2 separate regions of the Homo sapiens genome follow, and region 1 is linked to region 2. A link is a loop called in an ENCODE intact Hi-C map of the cell type or tissue named here. Cell type or tissue: heart right ventricle. All regions are shown on one strand. Region 1 overlaps NIFK-AS1 (NIFK antisense RNA 1). Region 2 overlaps CLASP1 (cytoplasmic linker associated protein 1).

The links. Hi-C counts contacts between places; a loop is a spot of excess contacts. Peaks named below come from ENCODE experiments on the same cell type or tissue, not always from the same donor. Only the 100,000 strongest peaks of a DNase experiment are listed, where the experiment ranks them.
Region 1: a loop joins it to region 2, with 6 times the contacts of the local background. A loop is called at or near these places in 40 of 110 quality-filtered maps.

The regions. Positions count from the first base shown.
Region 1 is chr2:121,716,713-121,720,712 of GRCh38, forward strand. The region is part of intron 3 of NIFK-AS1 (NIFK antisense RNA 1); the gene reads left to right. Among named protein-coding and RNA genes, the nearest start is that of NIFK, 18 kb to the right of the region's middle. In heart right ventricle, a CTCF peak has its summit at 2,212; a DNase peak (open chromatin) is centred at 2,169.
Region 2 is chr2:121,594,595-121,598,594 of GRCh38, forward strand. All of the region lies in intron 2 of CLASP1 (cytoplasmic linker associated protein 1), which reads right to left. Among named protein-coding and RNA genes, the nearest start is that of CLASP1, 53 kb to the right of the region's middle. RefSeq lists an enhancer at 2,392-2,461. In heart right ventricle, a CTCF peak has its summit at 1,761 (motif pointing right); DNase peaks (open chromatin) are centred at 1,800 and 2,316; H3K4me3 peaks cover 1,193 bases; H3K27ac peaks cover 3,263 bases.

The DNA.
Region 1 (4,000 bases), 120 kb after region 2:
AAAGCAAAGTTCTCTTGTGTAAAATTATTTATTTATTTATTTATTTATTTATGTATTTATGTATTTATTTATTTATTTTTGAGACGGAGTCTCACTCTGTTGACAGGTTGGAGTGCAATGGTGCAATCTCAGCTCACTGCAATCTCCAGCTCCCAGGTTCAAGTGATTCTCTTGCCTCAGCCTCCCAGCTGGGATTACAGGCACCTGACAGGACACCCAGCTAATTTTGTATTTTTAGTAGAGACGGGGTTTCACCATGTTGGCCAGGATGGTCTTAAACTCCTGACCTCAAGTGATCCATCCACCTCGGCCTCCCAAGTGTTGGGATTACAGGAGTGAGCCACTGCGCCCAGCCGAAACTTTCTTTTTACATAGAGCCATCATTTTAATACATACCTAAGAACATTATATGCACTGTATATAATTATATATAATTATTTGCTGGCCAGGGGCAGTGGCTCATGCCTGTAATCCTAGCAATTTGGGACACTGAGGCAGGAGGATCACTTGAGGCCAGGAATTCCAGACCAGCCTGGGCAACATACTGAGGACCCATTTCTAAAAAAAAAAAAAAGGTTGGGCTCGGTGGCTCACGCCCATAATCCCAGTACTTTGGGAGGTGGGCAGATCACCTGAGGTCAGTCAGGAGTTTGAGACCAGCCTGGTCAACATGGTGAAACCCCATTTCTACTAAAAATACAAAAAAATAGCCGGGCGTGGTGGCTACAGATGCCTGTAATCCCATCTACTTGGGAGGCTGAGGCAGGAGAATCACTTGAACCAGGGAGGCCGAGGTTGCAGTGAGCTGAGACCATGCCATTGCACTCCACCCTGGGTGACAAGAGCAAAACTCCGTCTCAAGAAAAAAAAAAAAATTAGCCGGGCCTCATGCAAGTTCCCATAGTTTCAGCTACTCAGGAGGCCAAGGTGGGAGGATCACCTTAGGCCAGGAGTTCGAGGCTGCAGTGAGCTATTATCATGCTACTGCACTCTAGCCAGGGCGACACAGTGAGATCCTGTCTCTAAAAACCAATACAAACCAAACCAAACCAAAACTGCTTTGGCCATGCACAGCGGCTCACGCCTATAATCCCAGCATTTTGGGAGGTCAAGGTGGGAGGACTGCTTGAGGCCAGGAATTGGAGACCAGCCTGGGCAATATAGTGAGACTCCATCTCTATATAAAATAAATAAATAAATAAATAATTTGCCCATAAATATTGTAAAATTAATCGAAGTTATATTTCTTCATCTTTATACACAAATTCATAAGGTAAATATTTTCATGGTTCATGTCATTGGAATGTTGTATTGCTGGTGACCCAAACCCATTTGGTAAATATATTTTCACCAATTGTCAATTATTGGAAAGATGTTTCCTAAGCACCAAATTGCTTAAGGGGCATTTGATAGTGGTAGTTTCTGTCCTGTAGTAGTGTAGACATTGGTGGGCTGAGGCCGGGCGCAGTGGCTCACACCTGTAATCCCAGCACTCTGGGAGGCCGAGGCAGGTGGATCACCTGAGGTCACGAGTTCAAGACCAGCCTGGCCAACATGGTGAAACCCCGTCTGTACTAAAAATACAAAATTAGCCAGGTGTCGTGTCGGGTGCTTGTAATCTCAGCTATTCAGGAGGCTGAGGCAGGAGAATCGCTTGAACCTGGGAGGCGGAAGCTGCAGTGAACCGAGATCGCACCAGTGCACTCCAGCCTGGGTAAAAGAGTGAGACTCCAGCCGTGCACAGTGGCTCATGCCTGTAATCACAGTACTTTGGGAGGCCGAGGCGGGTGGATCACCTGAGGTCAGGAGTTCAAGACCAGCCTGGCCAATGTGGTGAAGCCCCATCTCTACTAAAAAGGCAAAAATTGGCTGGGCGTGGTGGCAGGCACCTGTAATCCCAGCTACTCGGGAGGCTGAGGTAGGAGAGTTACTTGAGCCCAGGAGATGGAGGTTGCAGTGAGCCGAGATTGCGCTACTGCACTCCAGCCTGGGCAACAGAGCAAGACTCCATCTCAAAAAAAAAAAAGTTAACACTAGGGTATAAACCCCTTTAATAATTTTGGATTTTTGCCAATCTCTTTAAGTGCAATGAGTTAACTGTAGATTTTCTCTGCCTGCTTCAACCTTCTCAGAAGCTGGGACCTCAGGTTCATGCCACCGTGCCAGGCTGACTGTAAATTTCAAGTGCCTGGGATCTATTGCCACCTAGCGTTATATTGCTCTGAGTTATTTCAAGGCTGAGCATTTAAGAATAGAAATCTTGTTAGCCTTCTTCATTCCATGTGTGTCCCAGTGCCCCATTTCTGCTCCCAATTCATAAAGTCACTAGGTCCCTCTACCAATAACTTGGAGAAGAAAAACAAAACAGCAAAAAAGGAAAGTCAGCCAGGCGCGGTGGCTCACGCCTGTAATCCCAGCACTTTGGGAGGCTGAGGTGGGTGGATCACTCGAGGTCAGGAGTTTGAAACCATCCTGGCTAACATGGTGAAGCCCTGTCTCTATTAAAAATACAAAAGTTAGCCAAGTGTGGGGGCAGGCGCCTGTAATCCCAGCGACTCGGGAGGCTGAGGCAGGAGAATCGCTTGAACCAGGGAGGTGAGGGTTGCAGTGAGCTGAGATCACACTACTGCACTCCAGCCTAGGCATCACAGCGAGACTGTCTCAAAAAAAACAACAACAACAAAGGAAAGTCACTAGGTCTTGTCTTTTACTTCTCCCTGTTTTTTGTTTGTTTATTTTTAGAGAGGGGGGTCTTGCTCTCTTACCCAGATTGGAGTGCAGTGGTCCCCTCCAGTGCTCACTGGTGTCTCAAACTCCTGGGCTCACGCAATCCTTCCATCTCATCTCAGCCTCCCAAAGTGCTGGGATGACAGGCGTGAAGCATTGACCCCAGCCCTTTTCCTTTCCATGGCCACGAATAATCTAGCATTTATGCTAATCTCACTGAAAGTAAACTTTAAGAACTTGAGTCAGTTCAACTGGGTCACCATAGACAATCTGTGGGCAAGCTACCTAAGCTCCCTGGGCTTCAGTTTACTCATCTGCAACATTACATATGCAAACATGTAATAAACATTAATTATTATTGCATACTTCATGTTATGCCTGAGTCCTTTTTTTATTTTTATTTTTTGAGATGGAGTTTCGCCCTGTCACCCAGGCTGGAGTGCAGTGGCGCGATCTTGGCTCACTGCAACCTCTGCCTCCCAGGTTCAAGCAATTCTCCTGCCTCAGCCTCCCAAGTAGATGGGATTACAGGCACCCACCACCACGCGTGGCTAATTTTTTTGTATTTTTAGCAGACAAGGGGTTTCCCCCATGCTGGCCAGGCTGGTCTTGAACTCCTGACCTCATGATCCGCCTGCCTCAGCCTCCCAAAGTGCTGGGATTACAGGTATGAGCCCCTGTGCCCGGCCGCCTGAGTCCTTAAATGGAGTACAAGCGTTGAAAAGTCATTATTACTTCCTATTTTATGGTCAAAAGGCAGAAATTAGGTTTCTCTATGACAATTCAGGCTGATTGTTTTAAGAGATTTTTCTTTTTTTTGGGTCAGTCTTGCTCTGTCACCCAGGCTGGAGTACAGTGGCATGATCTCAGCTTACTGCAACCTTGGCTTCCCAGGTTCAAGTGATTCTCCTGCCTCAGCCTCCTGAGTAGCTGGGATTACAGGCATGTGCCACCACGCCTGGCTGATTTTTTTTTTTTTTTTTGACACAGAATTTCACTCCAGTTGCCCAGGCTGGAGTGTGGTGGCATGATCTTGGCTCACTGCAACCTCTGCCTCCCGGGTTCCAGCGATTCTCCTGCCTCAGCCTCCTGAGTAGCTGGGATTACAGGTGCCCACCACCACAGCCAGCTAATCTTTGTACTTTTAGTAGAGATGTGGTTTCTCCATGTTGGTCAGACTGGTCTCGAACTCCCGACCTCAGGTGATCTGCCCACCTCTGCCTCCCAAAGTGCTGGGATTACAGGTGTGAGCCACTGTGCTCACCTGAGAGGT
Region 2 (4,000 bases):
GTTAGCCAGAATGGTCTCCATCTCCTGACCTCGTGATCTGCCCGCCTTGGCCTCCCAAAGTGCTGGGATTACAGGTGTGAGCCACTGCGCCCGGCCAGTAGTCCATCAATCTTAATCCTGATTTAGATAGCTGTCCTAACATTATATAAATGAATGACCTTGTTTCTAAGAACCACTGTATACACAGGTATTGCAGTGAAGCACTGTGTCTACTACTCTCAAATGATTACAATAAGCATAATAATAGAGAAAACAAGACATATGTGATAAAGAGTTAACACTGGGGTCCAGGTGAAACATACATGAAAATTTTTTTAACTGTTTTCTGAGGTTTTCACATGTCTGAATATTTTCCAAAATAAAAAGTTTAAAAAGTATATATGGTCATGATTCTAACAGGACCAAAGAACTATTTTAAATATATTCATCTTAAATATTTTTCATTAAAGTCTAACTCAAAATTCCCTCCCTTTAAGAAATCAACTGTGGGGTACGTCCTTACACCCTTTTCTTTTATGCTCCAATAAATGCTACTATTACCTCTGCTACAAAATTATAAAGAAAATACTGCATATTGCTTCAGCAGTGGGTGCTACAGTCAGACTATTCCGACTAACATCCTGCCTCTGACACTTTCTAGTCATGTAACCTCGGGCAAGTTTCTTCAGTGTCCCCACTTAAAGAATAGGAATAATCACAGGGCTTATCATACAGCATCTATGTTATAATTACACCAGGCAATGCATGCAAAACACTTAACAGTGTCTAGCACATAATGGCGCTTAATAAGTGTTAGCTACTAGTAAACATTAGCTGTTAATCATTAGCCTCATTGTTAGGTCCACGTTCTCACTCCAGCTGTTTTACTTTCTGCCTTGACATTCAATTTATTACTTCTTCTGTTGCATGTATCCTTATTTAAATTTTAGTTTTCTGAAACAAGGGAAAGTATAAGTGTTAAAAATTTTACAATCAAGTGAAATCTTCCTAAAACAGGGGGCCTCAGTCAATGGATTGTTTTATACCAGTCAGTTTTTAACTCACCCTTCACAGACTTCCCAGCCAGCTGCTGCTCTACTCAGGGACTTTATTATCAACACTGAACAACTGATGGATTCATATCTTATTACAAGAGACCCAAGGCCTCTGTTCCAGAGCACAGGCTAACTGACTAGGCCACAAGAAAACATGTAACCTCAGTCCCACATAAAAGTTAACTTTCCTCAGATTTTATGAGTATTTGGTCCCATAATATACATTTTCGTCAACTTCCTTTTACTGACCACATGCTACATATTAAAAGCACTACATGGGCTTATATACATGGGCTTACTGAATCCTCTATGTAGTAAATATCATCAGACCCCTTTTACAGATGAGGAAATACATTCTAGAGAGAAAGCTACCTGCTCAAATATATGAGTGGCAGAGCCAGAAGAGGAATCCAGACAATTCACACTCAAATCTAAAATACTTTCAGTACACTTTGTTGCCCTTGCATATAGGTAAACACATTTAGGAAGAAATGCCACTAATTACATACATCAAGGACACCATTTTTACCAACAATCCATATAAATTTTCTTGACATAACCTTTCCTAAGGTTTTTTGCTTTTGCTTAGTGCTGCTAACTGTAGCTTTTCTACTTATGACAGAGGCACCTGTCTTTTTAGATTAAACCATGGAAATTCACCTCCTACAGCCAATAGGACAAACACTGCAAGGAAAACCTGGAAAAAAATGGACAGTCTCTGAAAAGATGTGTCACTTGGTGGCAGTAGCGAGGAGACTGCCAGAAAAGGAAACAGAAGTCACTTAATCTGAATCCAATAATCTTTTCTGGCTCTCCTCTCAAGGACACAAGCGGGAAAATAAAAACCTCGATGAAAGCCAAGGTTTTGGAGATAGGCAAAGGAAATGAGAGGAACCTCCCTTATCTGTCAACACAGTCTCCTCCTGCCCATAAACACACTTGATCTAGCGGTAACATGTGCTCTGTAAAGCAGCTTAGGAGAGACTACATCTTTTACAGTCTACCAAGGAAGTGCTAACCAGAAAGGGAGAAACAGGAAAGGAAGAGAGACTTTCTCAGAACCCTCTGCAGCTTACACCTTTTGGTTCTTCATAACCCTCTTTAATCCCACTTCTCTGTCAAGGCCTCTCCAACTAAGCATACCCTAATGTTTCTTCTTTCTCCGCATGACAGAATTTATACAAATTCCTATGATGCAATTTAGCACTGACTTATTTCCTATCCTACACTGTGCACCGCCCTCTCATGTGCCCTCCCCGTTCCTCCAATCAGACCACAGGGCAGAAGAAAAGGAAGCTCTGGGTTAATAGGGAACCCACAAATTTCAAATATAAGGCAGCACGGAATGGGCCTTGAGACAAATGTACACGGAGATGAAGCCCACACAGACTGGACAGACCTAGACAGCTTAGACACTGGGCCGGGACCGTACCCAGTTTTTCCCTACTGTGTAAGTACAGCAACTGGCACATCATACGTGTTTAATTAACTCTGGTTGTTGCATAAGGACTTGAGTTCAAGTCTCAGAAATCTTAATTACTAGTTTTATCACCTTGAACAAGTTAGCTAATTTTTTGAGCATCAGTCTTCTCATTTGTAAAATGGGAAAAATAATGTCTACCTCATATGGTAATTACAATTTAAAAAATGAACACATATTTAGCACAATTTCTGGCTCACAGTAAATGCACCACAGCCATAGACTATCATTATTATTGTACAGTATTAAATACAGGTCCACAATTGCTTATCCAAAACTCTAGAGGCCAGGTATATTCTGGAATAAAGAATTTTTCAGATTTTTAGGAAGATAAAATAGTGCACGGAGAGAGAGATAGTGTGTATGTGTGTGTGTATGTGTAATATAGCCCCTTGAATAGAATCCGGGGCAGCAACTCACAATCAAGCACATTAATATTTTTGTAGTGAAACATAGCCTAGCCAGGTACATACAGACTATAAATAGTCTCATGTTAGTTCACTTCAGGTCAAATGGCAAATTAGTAATTAAAAACACTAGGCTTTCAGAGTGCTTTGAATTTTGAAACTGCGGAGAAAGGCCTGTGGGACTGTATTCACAAAAAGCACCAAGCCCCTGCTAAGAAACGTTGTTTCCAATGATCCCAGTAAAGGTACAGGTACTTGCACTGGTGTGGTGTGGATGTGAGGCTGCATGTTACTGCACTGCTGCGCAGAATCAAAGCTGTCAAGATGACCTGAGAAAGCTGCGTAGCATAAGTCCCCCCCCAATTCCCTCCAGTTGCATAGCCCAGGCGGTCTCTCCAAGACAGGTCATTCTTAACATTTCATCCCTTCTCACCTGATGAGGGAAGAAGGAAGAACAGAAGCAGCTGGAAGTGAGTGCAAGAACCTATCCCCACCACTTTTCCCTTTCTGCAAGTTTTAAGGCAGACAGGAAGAGGAGACCAGATCAATGAGGACAGCCATATTCAAAATTTGGGGTTATTTTTATTATTTAATGTCTCCTTCCAGGATTCCCATGGTCACTATGACAACAGGGAACCTTCACAAATCCTTCCATGTTGAACAGCACCGCCATGGTGTAGCATAGTGCTGTTCTGAATGTATGCTTATTTAAATAACCAATTACTCAACCCACAGATGGCTTCTACTACCAAAGAAAGTTCAAGGCCAGCTCACTGTAGATGATTAGCAGTAAGCTAACAGAATTCAAACTGATCCCAATATGAGTCTGAGTGAGAGAGGCAAGTTTTTCTGAAATATCACATAAGGTAGTCAAGTTTTACTGGAACACAGCCAAGCCTGTTCATTTACCTATTACCTGTCACTGCTTTTGCAATACAACGATTCATATTAGTTGAATATTTCAAAGAGCATATGGTCTCACAAAGCCCAAAATAGGTACTATCTGGGTTTTAAGGAAAAGTTTACTAAACCCTGTTCTTATGAAAGCAGCACTATCCAGAAAATCAGAGACCTATATT